Regions from separate parts of the Homo sapiens genome. Here region 1 is linked to region 2. Evidence: read pairs that join two places in POLR2A ChIA-PET (ENCODE). Cell type or tissue: GM12878. All regions are shown on one strand. Links, peaks and the distances in the headings refer to the core of each region. The heading gives the core; the rest is flanking DNA. Region 1 overlaps NAA25 (N-alpha-acetyltransferase 25, NatB auxiliary subunit). Region 2 overlaps IFT81 (intraflagellar transport 81).

Region 1 (7,911 bases), core at 1,658-6,657, 1.9 Mb after region 2:
TCCTAGGCCAGCCATGATGATTCATGACTGTAATCCCAACACTTTGGGAGGTTGAGACAGGAGGATCATTTGAGCCCAAGGAGATTGAGACCAGCCTGGGCAACATTGTAAAACCTTACACACACACATATATATGTATGTTAACCAGGGTGGTGGCAAGCACCTGTGGTCCCAGCTACTGGCAAGAGGCTGAGGTGGGAAGATCACCTAAGCCCAGGGAGGTCAAGGCTACAGTGAGCTATGATCACACTACTGCACTCCAGCCTGGGCAACAAATTAAAATCAAATCTGTCTCAAAATCAAAATAATAAAACTAAATATAAAAATAAATGTCCTATATAAAACACCATCCTAGGGTATTTCCAAGGAAGGCAAAATTGTTCATTTTCTTACCTCTTCTTTCTTTAAGGGAAAGTAGAGAGGAGAACATTATCATTAAAGCCCCTCCAAAGTAGCCATCTTTCAGATGACTTTGAAGGTCAAACATAACATGGTGGCAGGGGGCGGGGGGTGGGGGGTGCGGGGTGTGGTAACGATACATATAAAACTACAAATATTTGAGGTGAATGGGTAAATGTATCAACGCGAAGTAGGAGAAAAATGAGTCTGAACAAAAAACATTCAAGAAAGTAAAGGGATGTATGCTGATAAAACAAGTAGGATGTCTGGCTAAAACAATTAAGAGTAGCAGGAAAAGTGTTGAAAGGTAGACCAAGGTACTTTTGTTGTAAGGTATTAAAAAAGGAGCCTATACAGAATAGAGAAGTGATATTTATAAATCTATACTCTTCTAGGAACAGTATCTCAGCAGTACTGTGAAGAGACAAAATAGGAAGAAAGAAAAGGTGAGGTGATGAGGCACAAAACCAGGATGGGGTAGATCAAATAGAAAAGAAACCTGGAAAGATACAGCAGAGGCTGGGCACCGTGGCTCACGCCTGTAATCCCAACACTTTGAGAGGCCAAGGCAGGAAGATCACCTGAGGTCAGGAGTTCGAGACCAACTTGGCCAATAAAGTTAAGGTAAAAGATAAAAGTAATGGTGAAACCCCAACTCTACTAAAAATATGAAAATTAACTGGGCGTGGTGGTGGGTGCCTGTAATCTCAGCTGCTCAGGGAGCTGAGGCAGGAGAATCGCTTGAACCCAGGAGGTGGAGGTTGCAGTGGGCCGGAATTGCACCACTGCAATTCAGCTGGTGCTGAATTGCACTCCAGCCTGGGCGACAAGAGTGAAACCCCATCTCAAAGAAAAAAAAAAGATACAGCAGCGGCAGAATAAACATGATCTAGAGACGACAAGGACATACAGGATAGGAGAGTCTAAGATGGCTTGAGGCACCTGCTTCTAACACTGGGGTACGTATACTCCACAGGTATAAAATGAAAAATGTTAGGAAATTCCATTGATCCCTGGGAAGATTTTACAATCAAAAGAAAAAATAATAATTTTGTCTTTGAGTTAGAAAACCGGCTGGGTACAGTGGCTCATGCCTGTAATCCCTGCACTTTGGGAAGCCAAGGCAGGAGGACTGCTTGAGCCCAGCAATTCAAGACCAGCCTGGGAAACATAGCGAAATCCCAACTCTACAAAAAATGAATAAATGCTTAAAAATAAATAAAAGTTAGGAAATTCATTTTACTTGAGAATATGGGAAAACATTTTTACAATGACATACAGAGATAAAAATATATAACATTAGAATATGAATTAATATAAAATGCAAGGCAAAAATTTCATGTCCATACCCTATGATCTTGCAGGCTCTGATAATCTGCTGAAACAAAATTTTTGATGACAGACAAGTTTAAAAACATGGATCTAAGTTGGTGACTCAGAATGAGAATGTCATTTACAGGAAAAGAAAAGCCTTATCACCATATGAATAACTAGCTACTCTTCATTTATGGTGGTTTCAAAATCACCAGCCAGAGATGTTATTTGGGGCAGCAGAAGCTCTTAAGTTTCCCTCCCTCCTACCTCCACGAGTTTATACAAATCATTTATTTGCTTAACAAATTATTGTGCAGATGCTATTCTAGGCAATGGAAAATCAACAATGAACAAATCAAACAAAAACCTTCATCCATATGAAACATGACATTAAATGTGTGAAATACCTATTACCTCAGACTGACATTCCACACTCAAAATAAACATACTTAAGCTAAGAAATTGTAACTTCCTTAAGCAGCAATAATGACAGTATAAAAATTAGCCAGGCGTGGGCGGGGCACAGTGGCTCACGCCTGTAATCCCAGCACTTTGGGAGGCCAAGGTGGGCGGACCATGAGGTCAAGAGATCGAGACCAGCCTGGCCAGCATGGTGAAACCCCATCTCTACTATAAATACAAAAAATTAGCTGGGCTTAGTGGCGCGTGCCTGTAGTCCCAGCTACTCGGGAGGCTGAGACAGGAGGATCTCCTCTTGAACCTGGGAGGTGGAGGTTGCAGTGAGCCAAGATCACACCACTGCACTCCAGCCTGGAGACAGAGCGAGACTCCATATCAAATAAATAAATAAATAAAAATTAGCCAGGTGCAGTGGCTCACGCCTGTAATCCCAATATTTTGGGAGGCTGAGGCAGGTAGATCACTCGAGGTCAGGAGTTCGAGACCAGCCCGGCCAACATGGTGAAACCCCATCTCTATTAAAAATACAAAAATTAGGTGGGTGCAGTGGCTCACGCCTGTAATCCCAGCACTTTGGGAGGCTGAGGCAGGTGGGTCAAGAGGTGAGGAGTTCGAGACCAGCCTGACCAACATGGTGAAACCCCATCTCTACTAAAAATATAAAAATTAGCTAGGCATGGTGGTGTGCACCTGTAATCCCAGCTATTCAGGAGGCTGAGGCAGGAGAATCGCTTGAACCCAGGAGGCGGAGGTTGCAGTGAGCCAAGATCACACCACTGCACTCCAGCCTGGGCGACAGAGCAAGACTATATCACACACACAAAAAAATTAGCCAAGTGTGGTGGCAGGCACCTGCAATCCCAGCTACTCGGGAGGCAGAGGCAGGAGAATCTCTTGAACCTGGGAGGCAGAGTTTGCAGTAAGCTGAGATCACGCCACAGCACTCCAGCCTGGGTGACAGAGAGAGTCTGTCTATCTCAAAAAAAGAAAAAGAAAAAAGAAAGAAAAGAAGTATATCTTTTTTGAGGACAACATGAGAAGAATGGGAAGAGAAGGTCATTTTACAACCTGCTTGTCTCAATTAACATATACTAGGAACATCTTTATATGTCAACCATATAAAGACACCCAGTATTATTTGGAGAGATGTGGGAATGTATTTTATGTACCATAGGGATGAACTATAACTTCTTTTACTCTATCCTTATGAATGAATATTTAATATACTTTGCTTAAAACATAATCTTACAAATAAAAATGATATTAAGGATTTATATGTATATATGTTAGCATTGCCAATTTTAAAAAATATACCCATTTTATGGCTGGGCACAGTGGCTCACGCCTGTAATCCCAGCATTTTGGGAGGCAGAGGCGAGCGGATCATGAGGTCAGGAGTTCGAGACCAGCCTGGCCAACATGGTGAAACCCCGTCTCTACTAAAAATACAAAAATTAGCCGGGTGTGGTGACATGTGCCTGTAGTCCCAGTACTTGAGAGGCTGAGGCAGAAGAATCGCTTGAACCCGGGAGGTGGAGGTTGCAGTGAGACGAGATCATACCACTGGATTCCACCCTGGGTGACAGAGTGAGACTGTCTCAAAAAAAAAAAAAAAAAAAAAAAAAAAAAAAAAAAAAATATATATATATATATATATATACACACACACACACACACACACACACACACCCATAACCATTTTACATTTTTAAAAATTATAATGTCTAAATACCTTTCAGTAAATAAATTAACAAAATGTTATTAAATAATTACATTGGGACCCCTCAAAAAATTTCTCCAGCTGGGCGCACTGGCTCACATCTGTAATCCCAGCATTTTGGGAGCCCAAGGTGGGTGGATCACTTGAGGTGAGGAATTTGAGACCAGCCTGGCCAACATGGTAAAACCTCGCCTCTACTAAAAACACAAAAATTAGCCAGGTATGGTGGTGTGTACCTGTAATCCCAGCTACTCGGGAGGCTGAGGCAGGAGAATCGCTTCAACCTGGGAGGCCAGGTTGCAGTGAGCCGAGATCGTGCCACTGCACTCCAGCCTGGGCAACAGAGCAAGACTCCATCACAAAAAAGAAAAAAGAAGAAAAAAACTTCTCCTATGTTAAAACTTGCATAAACTTAAAATATAGAGACTGATTTTAAGAAAGAGTTTATATTAATATAGTATCTGCCACCCTGCCCAAATTATCTATTGTTATAACTTGATATTTAATGTAAAGAATAAGATAAAAATCCAAAAAATTTTGCCTTCAGAAGATATTATACCCACAAAGAAAGCATTTCTAAAAAAGTACTAGCTTGGGCTGGGTGTGGTGGCTCATGCCTGTAATCCCACCACTTTGAGAGGCCGAGGCGGGCAGATCACCTGAGGTCGGGAGTTTGAGACCAGCCTGACCAACATGGAGAAACCCTGTCTCTATTAAAAATACAAAATTAGCCAGGAGTGGTGGCGCAAGCATGTAATCCCAACTACTCAGGAGGCTGAGGCAGAATAGCTTGAACCCAGGAGGCAGAGGTTGCAGTGAGCCAAGATCGCACCATTGCACTCCAGCCTGGGCAACAACAGCAAAACTCCATCTCCAAAAAAAAAAAAAAAAAAAAATACTAGCTTAACATCAGAGCCATTTATGGAATTAATAATGCTGATTATATTTCTCTGAGATGTTAGCTTTACCCGCAACCTAATTCAAATGTGTTCAAATGAGGCTCCTTCAGATGTATGTAAAGAATATCTACAATATGGTAGCTGCCAAATAAGCTGCCTCAAACCAAAAAACAAAAAACAAAAAATAAATTTAAAAAGAAACATCCCAGGCAACAAGGATTTTCCCCCTGGTGGACTTAAAAATCTTAGCAGGCTATCAACAGTTTAAATTTACAAATTAGATGTAAACTTTAAAGTTACTCTTTCCATAGTTGTTCATTTTTTGCTCTGGTATATCTGCTCATTTTCTGAAAATTTAACAGCAATCTGATGCAGTAGGACAATCTGAAGCTGAATTACCAAAACCAAACAAAACATAACATCAGGCCACAAAAGAACAATCAACTTATTTCCAAATAAAACATTTAAAGATCTTGAATAATAGTTCAACTTTAAACACATAAGGAAAACAACTGACTGACCTCCACACAGAAAAATCCATAAATTCAATTCTACACACACACATACCCAGTGCAGTTAAATCACAAGAAAGAGACTTTTGCCTCTAATAGTAAATCCCATAGCCCAGTAGGTTTGGGGATCAAATTACCTGTTGCATTTTCTTGTATTCACCCACTCTGGCATAGGCCATGAAGAGGTGAGAGTGATACTCCTCACTATTGGGAACTTTCTTCACAGCTGCCTCATAAAGTTTTGTAACTAACTCCGCTAAGATAAAGAGAAATAAGATTTAAGTTATACTTCAAGAACATTCTAATGGCATTTAATGTTCTTCCTATTTGGCAGAAATAGATGTCTCCTATCATTATAGAAGAAGTATCTGCTTTGCCTCATCCAATCATCATTCATCTCTTGGTTAGGTGGTGTTTAAATGAAGCATGGAATAGGTCAAGCCTTCTCATAGCATTTACAACATATAAGACCTTATAGGATCTGGCCTCTGTCTCCTCTTTCCCTCAGCACTTTATCATGTAGCCACAAACTATTTGTAGTTCCACCAGATTCTCTGGGATGTATCATACATAACTCTATGCCTCTAAACTCTTCGCTCTGCCTGAATTCTCCTTTTCTCTCTTTTATCTTAGTGAACATCAGCCAAGACCCAATTCAAATGTAAGCTGAACTGTAAGACTTTCTCTGAACACCATCTCTGCTTCTCCACTGCAATTTGACCACTGCCTCCCTCTGCCATCTTGGAATCTTATATAAGTAAGTATATTGTAGTTTTTTTTTTTTTTTTTTTTTTTTTTGGAGATAGGTTCTCACTCTGTCGCCCAGGCTGGAGTGCAATGGCACAATCACGGCTCACTGCAGCCTCGACCTTTCAAGCTCAGGTAATTCTCCGACCTCAGCCTCCCAAGTAGCTGTTCTGCAGGCACATACCACCACAACTGGCTTATTTTTTATATAGACAGTGTTTCGCCATGTTGCCCAGGCTGTACTATAGCATTTATTAACACATAATGTAGTATACTGTCTAGTGATCTATTTCCCCTTATAGACAATGAGTGCCATGACAACAGAAAGTGCTTTTTTTTTTTTTTTGGAGACAGAGTTTTGCTCGTTACCCAGGCTGGATTGCAATGGTGCGATCTCGGCTCACTGAAACCTCTGCCTCCTGGGTTCGAGTGATTCTCCTGCCTCAGCCTCCCAAGTAACTGGGATTACAGGCATGCATCACCACACCCGGCTAATTTTGCATTTTTAGTAGAGATGGGGTTTCTCCATGTTGGTCAGGCTAGTCTCGAACTCCCGACCTCAGGTAATCCACCCACCTCAGCCTCCCAAAGTGCTGGGATTACAGGCGTGAGCCACTGCGCCCGGCTGAAAGTGCATTTTTTATCTTTGACTCTGATAGAATACCAGTCATAGAGAAACATGCCACCAATATTTGTGGAGTAAATGATTTTTTTTAAAACACTGGAGAAGAATCCATATCCCTAAATCAACACAATCTGTAAATACTCAGATATAATACCTCAACTCTTAGGTTTTATCTTTTGTAAAAATTAAAAACAAAATTGAAGCTGAGCACAGTGCCTCGTGCCTATAATCCCAGCACTTTGGGAGGCTGAGGCAGGCGGATTGCTTGAGCCTAAGAGTCCAAACTAGCCTGGACAACACAGCAAAATCCTGTCTCAAAAGAAATTGGCAAAAATGATTAAGGTTACAAATACCAAATGTTACAATCTGAGCTATTTGAATGAATGAAGAGAGAAAGAATACCAAGTGTTGACAAGCATGTAAGCAATCAGAACTCAAAAACTGCTATTCTATTTATAAAAGAAGTTGACATTATCTTGCTTTAAGCTAAACATACACTTACCCCATGACTTGAAAATTCTACTCCTAGATATTGTAATGTAACCCAGTGAAATATTTTGTGGTAGTGAAAATGGATTAACTATAGCCACTTGGCTATTAGATGAAAAATGCAAGTCATAGAATATACATAGTACAGATGCACTAACAAAAGTTTAAAATTAAGCAAAACTAATAATGTATTACTAAGAGAAATAAATGTAATAAACATTTAAAGGGAAGCAAGAGAATAAAAAATATTCAGGATAGCGAGTAACTCTTGGTAGGTAAAAGGAGAATTAAGATTGATTGAGGAGGCCAGGTGCACTTGGCTCACGGCTGTAATCCCAGCTCTTTGGGAGGCCAAGGCAAGTGGATCACTTGAGGTAAGGAGTTTGAGACCAGCCCGGCCAACATGGTGAAACCCGTCTCTACTAAAAATACAAAAATTAGCTGGGGATGGTGGTGCATGCCTGTAATCCCAGCTACCTGGGAAGCCGAGGCAGGAGAGGATGCATGAACTCAGAAGGTGGAAGTTTCGATTCTCCTGCCTCAGCTTCCCAAGTAGCTGGGATTACAGGCGTGCACCACCACACCCAGTTAATTTTTGTATTTTTAGTAGAGACAAGGTTTCCCTATGTTGGCCGGGCTGTCTCTAACTCCTGACCTCAAATGATCTGCCAGCCTCGGCCATCCAAAGTGCTGGGATTACAAGTTTTAGCCACTACGCCTGGCAACGCTCCATTTCTTAAATTAGGTGGTAGGTTCATGAGTTTTCATTATTACACATCAAATGTA
Region 2 (7,911 bases), core at 1,027-6,026:
GATCCTCCTGCCTCGGCCTCCCAAAGTGCTGAGATTACAGGTTTGAGCCACCATGCCTGGCCTAATATTTTTCTTATTAGCACATTTTTGTTTCTCTGCTGATATGTCTTACATTTTCAGAGCTTTGTCTTCCAAAGTGTTTGTAGGTTGGTATTTAATATACATTGTATGTTCATATTCAATATAATTGGTGATGATGAGTAGTAGGGCAAGGAGTATTGGTTAAGAGAGGCCAAGCTGATATTGAAAATATAACTTGGTAAAATCTAAAAAATAGATAATTTCACAAGATAATAGAAAGTTGATTGTATATCTTATTATACCTTCATATTTAATGCTCAATCAGGCATCTATCATTTCCCGTAAAAAAGAAGCCAAAGCTGAGGAACTTCAGGAGGCCAAGGAGAAGTTAGCCAGCCTAGAGAGAGAAGCATCAGTAAAGAGAAATCAGACCCGTGAATTTGATGGTACTGAAGTTTTAAAGGGAGATGAGGTAAGCTGAGCCATCTCATGGGACAAGGGTATGAGTATTGTTTTTATGTGAAACTATTAGTGTGTTTGACTTTCTTAGTGTGAATGTTAATATTGGGACGTTAATCTTATTTTATAAAACATATTTAAAACTGAAGAGTCTTTTTGCAATAATACTGAGATTATTTTTTTCTTTTTCTTTTTTTTTCTTTTTGAGATGGAATTTCACTCTTGTCACCCAGGCTGGGGTGCAATGGCGGGATCTCTGCTCACTGCAACCTCCGCCTACCAGGTTCAAGTGATTTTTCTGTCTCAGCCTCCCACATAGCTGGGATTATAGGTGCCTGCCAACATGCCCAGCTAATTTTTGTATTTTTAGTAGAGACAGAGTTTTACCATGTTGGCCAGGCTGCTCTTGAACTCCCGACCTTGGGTGATCTGCCTGCCTTGGCCTCCCAAAGTGCTGGGATTACAGGCGTGAGCCACCACGCCTGGCCATACTGAGAATTTCTTGATGTAAAATGGCAGATATGTTAATGATTTTACGAGATATTATGTTCCAAATTTTCACTTTTTTTTTTTTTTTTTTTGAGACGGAGTCTCGCTCTGTCGCCCAGGCTGGAGTGCAGTGGCGCGATCTTGGCTCCCTGCAACCTCTGCCTTCTGGGTTCAAGTGATTCTCCTACCTCAGCCTCCTGAGTAGCTGGGATTACAGGTGGACGTCACCAGGCCTGGCTAATTTTTGTATTTTTAGTAGAGACGGGGTTTCACCAGGTTGGTCAGGCTGGTCTCAAACTCCTCACCTCATGATCTGCCCGCCTCGGCCTCCCAGAGTGCTGGGATTACAGGTGTGAGCCACTGCACCCGGCCCCAAATTTTCACTTCTTAATTAAGTGAATTTATATTGGATTTAATTATTTATAAATATTAAATTATAAAAGTGAAAAACGTTAGTAGCAAACAGATAATACAAAAATCTATATTTGTTGGTAAATGCATTTCCATAAAGGGCTAAGAAAATATCATTAAGTTATTTTGTCAGTAATGTATACTTGTCTGGTGGGACTGACATGATTAAAATGACCTCATCATAGAAGCTTACAACTTTAAAAAAATATAATTGTGTCTCACATTGCAATATACTTTAAATTTTGAACAATGCTTTAACAGCTTTTGTTTCATTTATCCTTCTGTCAGACTCATAAGATTAGTGGGACAAATAATATTTTTTATAGATGGCTAAACTCAAGCACCAAAAATATAATTTTCCATCCTCTTTTCATAAAATTAGCCCAGGAATGAATGAATAAATGAAGTCAAATATCTTAGTTTAGTGCTTTTTTAGCAAAATAAAGCAATAGGTCATATTTTAATTTGTAAACATTGCTTGGACTTTACCAATTTTTACAGGCTTTTAAATTTTGTAACAGCTACTAGATCTCAGCAAAAGCTATCGTGGAAAGCTACTCTTGTCCAAACCTCATTTTTGGCTTTGAAAAGTTATTGAATCCATACTGTTACAAATTGGCAGTGAACCTTCACTGTGCCAAACAAATGAATTGCTCCCATAGTACCACTTTTCTCTGTGGTACTTCAGGTTGTACCCTCCCAATGTGCCTTTTAGCTTGCTGGGGAAGTAGTAGATTCAGGAAGTCAACATGTGATTGAAAAATTCCCTTGGCTTTTAACATCCACTTCCAAATTGGTTTAAGACATGGGAGTGTTTTAAATGATATCTGGAAGTCAACAGTGTATGCTTCATGACATCTTTGCTGTCTAGAGAAAAAAATAAAAGATCAATTATGCAGCAGTTTCGCTTTACAAGAGACTATGCCACCTCCTAGCATTTTTATCTTTTCTTAAGAAAATGCTGCCTAAATCACAGGAAATACTAATTGTTATGGCCGTATTTGGCATAAATAGTACTTACAATTCAGTGTTAGATGTTCCCTCTATGCAAATGTGAGGGAAAAAACCTAGTGCCAGGTTATTAGCCTTTATTTTTGAGAAATCATGGTGAATAGGAGACGGATCCAATGACAGGGAAAAAAAAAAGCAGTCTTTTTTTTTAAGGGGAAAAAGATGTCATCATTTGGAAATGATAACTTAATTTTTGAACAATGTCTGGTCGGAAAAGAACAAATCAAGTAAGGTATTTGGCAGTTACCTAAAAGAACAGAAGGTATCGGGGAACATTAAGCATAATTTTATAAAGAACAAATCTTGGTATACCAGTTTTATTTTCTACTATGATAAAGTGATAGGCCATATGGACAAAAGAGAAGAAGTTTCTTATATTTAAAATTATATAATACAGCTGGAGGTATAATTCACTGAGGTGCCTGATTTAGTATCACATGGTTCACTGAGGTTTCTGGTTTGATATCACATAGTAATCTCCAAAAAATCATGTCCTTTGCCCCCCATCTGTTAAACAGTTGGTGAGAAGGTATTGATAATTAGTGGCATGGTGTTTGGAAAGAACACTATGCCAGGAATCACATGCAAAATGAGGAAAGGGGGACTCACATTTATTGAGCACTTTTTATACAAAGCTCTGTTCCAGGTACTTTGCAAATAGATACTTTTTTACTTCTTGTAAAAGGTGTTGTTACCATTTCCCTGTCACAGTTGAGTGATGCTCGAGGAGATTGCAGTTTCACACAGCTAGTAAGTGGCCAAGCTAAGACCCAGGACCTCTCTAAGATCTGTTGACCTTGAAGAAATTACTCGACCTCCCTGAGGCTTCTCTATCTGTAAAATGGGGCTGATTGCTCTTTATTATCTCTAGGAAAGGCACATGAAATAATAGGTGCTAAAGCTTCTGAGAAACTCAAAGGCTCAGTCAACATATAACACCTGGCATCTGAAAGTAATCATTTGCATGGGTGGTATGTTAACTATGTGTGTCAGAGGCAGCATGGTGGAGTGGTTAAGAGTGGCTCTAGAACTTGGTTGTTTGAGTGCAAATCCTGGTTTTGCCGTTTACCAGCTGGATGACCTTGGACGAGTTCCTTACCCTCTTTATACTCAGCTGTAAAATGTGAATGTTTGTAGTATGTAACTCCTAGAATTATTTTGAGGATTAATTGAACATGCTTAGAACAGCACTAGGCACATAGTAAATGCTGTGTGTTAGTTCTTAGTATTTGTATATTTTTGTCAATCACTTGGATGAAGAATTTGAAAGCTAGAAATATAGTTCACAGCTTAAAAGTTGAAACTAGTATTTCCCAGACTGGGAGCAATTTAGTGGAAATAAATATGAAATAGTTTCTGTTTAGGAATAAATAATTTACACAAATTTAAAATGGAATAAGATAGCATTAATGAGAATAATTCTAGCTGCCATTCTCTGAGCAGTTACTGCATGCTCAGTCTTGAGCACTTAAAAAATATAGCTTTAGTAATGGTTATACAACAGCAACATGAATGTACTTAAAGCCACAGAACTGTATACTTAAAAATGGTAAAAGTGGTAAATTTTATGTTATCTCACAATATACCCTAATTCATCCTCTCAGAAAGCCTCTGAAGTAAATATTACCTCCATTTTGTAACTTAAGAAACAGAGAAATTGAAATAATTTTCCCAAAGTTACACAGTTAGCATGTAAGAGACTATTGCCATCCTAATGGCAATATTTTATTGCCATCAAATATGATTCCTAAAATTTACCCATTCCTATAGTGCCTTGGAGATGGCACTATTAGAATGGGTAAATTTTAGGAATCATATTTGACTCTAAAGAGGACTACACTGTGAACAATCATTAATTGGGAAGTGTATATTTGCCAGAAATTATATGACAGCCATTTGTTTGGATGTAAAACTTTATTCCTTGATTGTCGATATGTAGTTATTTGATTGATCTTATCTTGGAAAAATTTAGGAACATAATGTTAATTTGCGTAAATGTAACAAGTTCTAGACATATACAGTGATTTATATTCTTTAGTCATTTTCTTTTTAGAGGTCCATTAGCAGTTTTTAGTTTGGTGGTGAAGTATACATTTTGATGCTTCCTACTGCCATTAAAGTTAATGTTCCAGATGTTACATACTGTCTAAGAGTTTTAGCTCTTCTGATTGCAGATGCTACAGATATTTTTTTCTTTACTAGGCCTTTTTATTGGTATTTCATTGGTTTTCCTTATTAGTAAAAGACGAAGTTTCTGGAAGTACTTCCCCCCCATTGTACTTTATCATTTTAACATTTTATTTTCATAAAGTAAGGCAGTACACAGGAATAAGCACAGGCATGTATTTTTCTCTTATCTGCCAGAGTTCTGACATAAGTAGGAATTGCTTGAACAGTTGAAATGATCTTCTCAGTGATAAAAGATACATTTTCCTACCCATCCAGTCAATCTTGATTTCTTTCCCTTCATACCAGTATTTGAAAGATGATAGAAACTACACTCTATTAAATGACTACATTTAGTTTAGAGATTACACCCTGCTAACATAACTGAAAATAAATAGTAATGAATATTTTACTGTTTTTATATCTCAAAGGTTTTTATATTGAATTTTAAGTATATCTTAATATAAATCTGGTTGAATTGATAGTCTCAAAATATTTTGATTGCTGTCATCTCTGAGGAAATGTACACACAAAAAATGCCATGGAGATTTGCCCTTTATCCTGATTTGTTTATTATTATCAATACTTTAGATAAATAATAATTTTTTAATTAGGCAATTACAACGTGCCATATATCATACTAGGCTTCTTATATACATTATTCTCATTTTTGTCATTGTACGACTCTGTAAGTACAATTTTTTTTTATTTAGGTTTCTTTTTTTTTTTTTTTTTCCCCAGAGACAGGATCTCACTCTGTCACCCAGGCTGGAGTGCGGTGGTGTGATCATGGCTTACTGCAGCCTGAAACTCCTAGGCTCAAGTGATCCTCCTACCTCAGCCTCCTGAGAAGCTCGGACTACAGGCACGAGCCACCATGCCCAGCTAATTTTCTTTTTTTGTTTTGTTTTGTAGAGATGTGGTCTCACTATGTTTCCCAGGCTGGTCTTAAACTCCCGGCCTCAAGCAGTCCTCCCACTTCGGCCTCCTGAAGTGTTAGGATTACAGGCGTGAGCCTGCGCCTGGCTGTAATTACTATACCCAGTTTTTACAGATAAAGGATCTGAGACATGCAGAGGTTTTAAGCTGACTTGCCTGACACCCCATTGCTAGTAAGTAGTAGAACCAGGAGTTGGATTTAGCAGTCTGGCTGTAGAGTCATCAATAGTTTGCACATGACAGAAAGCTGGAAGAAATAGTCAACCTGAAACACATGATGGAATTATAATTCAGAATCATCTTGGTAGATAGGGGCACTGTGCTTAAACAAAATGCCATTAATGGGATTATAATAAATATAATGTGGTAGAATTCAAGTTTTGTTTGCCAATTCAACACATCATCTGTTACTAACGCAGCTTTAAAAAATGCATAAACGATTATACTACATTAATTTTTTTAAAAAGTATCCTGTTTATGGTCTGATTATGCCTGGAGTATTATTTTATATTTTTGACTTCATGTTTTAAGAGACAATCATGCCAGAGTCCCACATGAGGGTGACTAAAATGGACAAAAAGTCTGGAAACTTTCATATCAATAATTGATTATGTATTAACTGAAACAAAAGACTAGAGAAAGACACAGTGGGAATTGATTATGTATTAACTGAGGAATAAAAGACTGAAGAAAGACATAATAAATAGTTAAAGGATTATGGAAAAGATGGTGTTCAGAAAAAAATTAACATGCAGGCCTGAGACTGCTATCCCTAGAAAGGTCTGCTTGCAAAGTTGGCCCTTGGCTGGCATCTGGGGGAACTTGGTTCTTGGATGGATTCCTGCCATTCACTGATAAGAATGGCTCACCTTGCCTAAAGTATATGAAGAGTGTGCTTTATGTCGAGCTCCTGCTTGCTTGCCTCTTTCTTTGTCTTTCTTTCTTTTCCTTCCTCCCTTCCTTCCTTCCTTCCTTCCTTCCTTCCTTCCTTCCTTCCTTCCTTCCTTCCTTCCTCTCTCTCTCTCTTTCTTTCTTTCTTCTTTCTGGAATTTTGGTACAGGCTAGGCAGAATGTGCCTAGATGATCAGCTCCTAGTAAAAACCTTGAGAACTAAGTCTCTAATGAGCCTCCCTGATCATTTCATGCGTGTTGTTATAACTCATCACTGGAGGAATTAATTATGCCCTCTGTGACTGCAGTGGGAGACAACTTTTAGAAGTTTGCACCTGGTTTCCTCCAAATTTCACCCCATGTGCCTTTTCCCTCTGCGATTTTGCTTGGTATTCAGTGTAATAAATCATAGCTAAGAGTATGACTGTATACTTTGAGTTCTCCCAGTGAATCACTGAATCTAGAGATGGTCTTGGGGACCCCTGACACAGATGGATTAGTGTTATTTTTTTTGTTTATGAGAAAGCCAAATTAGGACCAATGAATGGTGATTAGAATGAAATATTTGATTGACTTCAGAGAAAAATGTCTACCACTTGAGCTTTCTTCAGTAATGGAGCAGCCTGACAGTCTCACTCTGTCACTCAGGCTGGAGTGCACTGACATGATCTCAACCCACTGCAACCTCCGCCTCCCGGGTTCAAGCGATTCTCATGCCTCAGCCTCCCAGGTGGCTGGGATTGCAGGTGCCCACCACCATGCCCGACTAATTTTTGTATTTTTAGTACAGACGGAGTTTCACCATGTTAGCCAGGCTGGGCTTGAACTCCTGACCTCAAGTGATCCGCCCACCTCGGCTTCCCAAAGTGCTGGGATCACAGGCTTGAGCCACCTCACCCAGCCCAGATAAGGGACATTTTTGAAGTAATGTGTGCACTAAGTAGAAGAACATTGGATCTGTATTTTGGGTTGGGTTTTTTAATCTTTATTTATTTTATTTATTTATTTTTTGAGATGGAGTCTTGCTCTGTTGCCCAGGCTGGAGTGCAGTGGTGCGATCTTGGCTCACTGCAAGCTCTGCCTCCCGGGTTCACGCCATTCTCCTGCCTCAGCCTCCCGAGTAGCTGGGACTACAGGTGCCCGCCACCATGCCCGGCTAATTTTTTTGTATTTTTAGTAGAGATGGGGTTTCACCATGTTAGCCAGGATGGTCTCAATCTCCTGACCTCATGATCCACCCGCCTTAGCCTCCCAAAGTGCTGGGATTACAGGCGTAAGCCACTGTGCCTGGCCAGGTTTTTTAATCTTAAAAAATCTGATTATGCCAGGCATTGTGGTTCATGCCTGTATTATTTTTTAAATACCTGGTGAGAAACTTAAATTTGCCATTTAATCTGGTAGCCTTCAGCTACCTCTTTTGGCGTGATTTTTGCTGTTTCATAGGCAGCAATCTCAGCTTGAAGACTTTCTCTCATTTACTGGAAGGACGAAGAATAGAACATGTGCCTCTTGTAAGTAGTGCCA

Evidence for each region. ChIA-PET counts read pairs that join two places held together with the same protein. Peaks named below come from ENCODE experiments on the same cell type or tissue, not always from the same donor. Only the 100,000 strongest peaks of a DNase experiment are listed, where the experiment ranks them.
Region 1: POLR2A ChIA-PET joins it to region 2 with 6 read pairs; 1 of 35 experiments calls an interaction of 5 or more read pairs at or near these places.

What each region holds. Positions count from the first base shown.
Region 1 is chr12:112,082,282-112,090,192 of GRCh38, forward strand. NAA25 (N-alpha-acetyltransferase 25, NatB auxiliary subunit) reads right to left here. Exons shown (of 24, transcript NM_024953.4): 4 at 5,402-5,520. Among named protein-coding and RNA genes, the nearest start is that of NAA25, 23 kb to the right of the region's middle. In GM12878, for the core only: no CTCF peak of the experiment used is centred there; a DNase peak (open chromatin) is centred at 1,960; H3K27ac peaks cover 321 bases.
Region 2 is chr12:110,162,573-110,170,483 of GRCh38, forward strand. IFT81 (intraflagellar transport 81) reads left to right here. Exons shown (of 19, transcript NM_014055.4): 11 at 347-493. Among named protein-coding and RNA genes, the nearest start is that of IFT81, 42 kb to the left of the region's middle. In GM12878, for the core only: no CTCF peak of the experiment used is centred there; a DNase peak (open chromatin) is centred at 3,229; H3K4me3 peaks cover 769 bases; H3K27ac peaks cover 1,165 bases.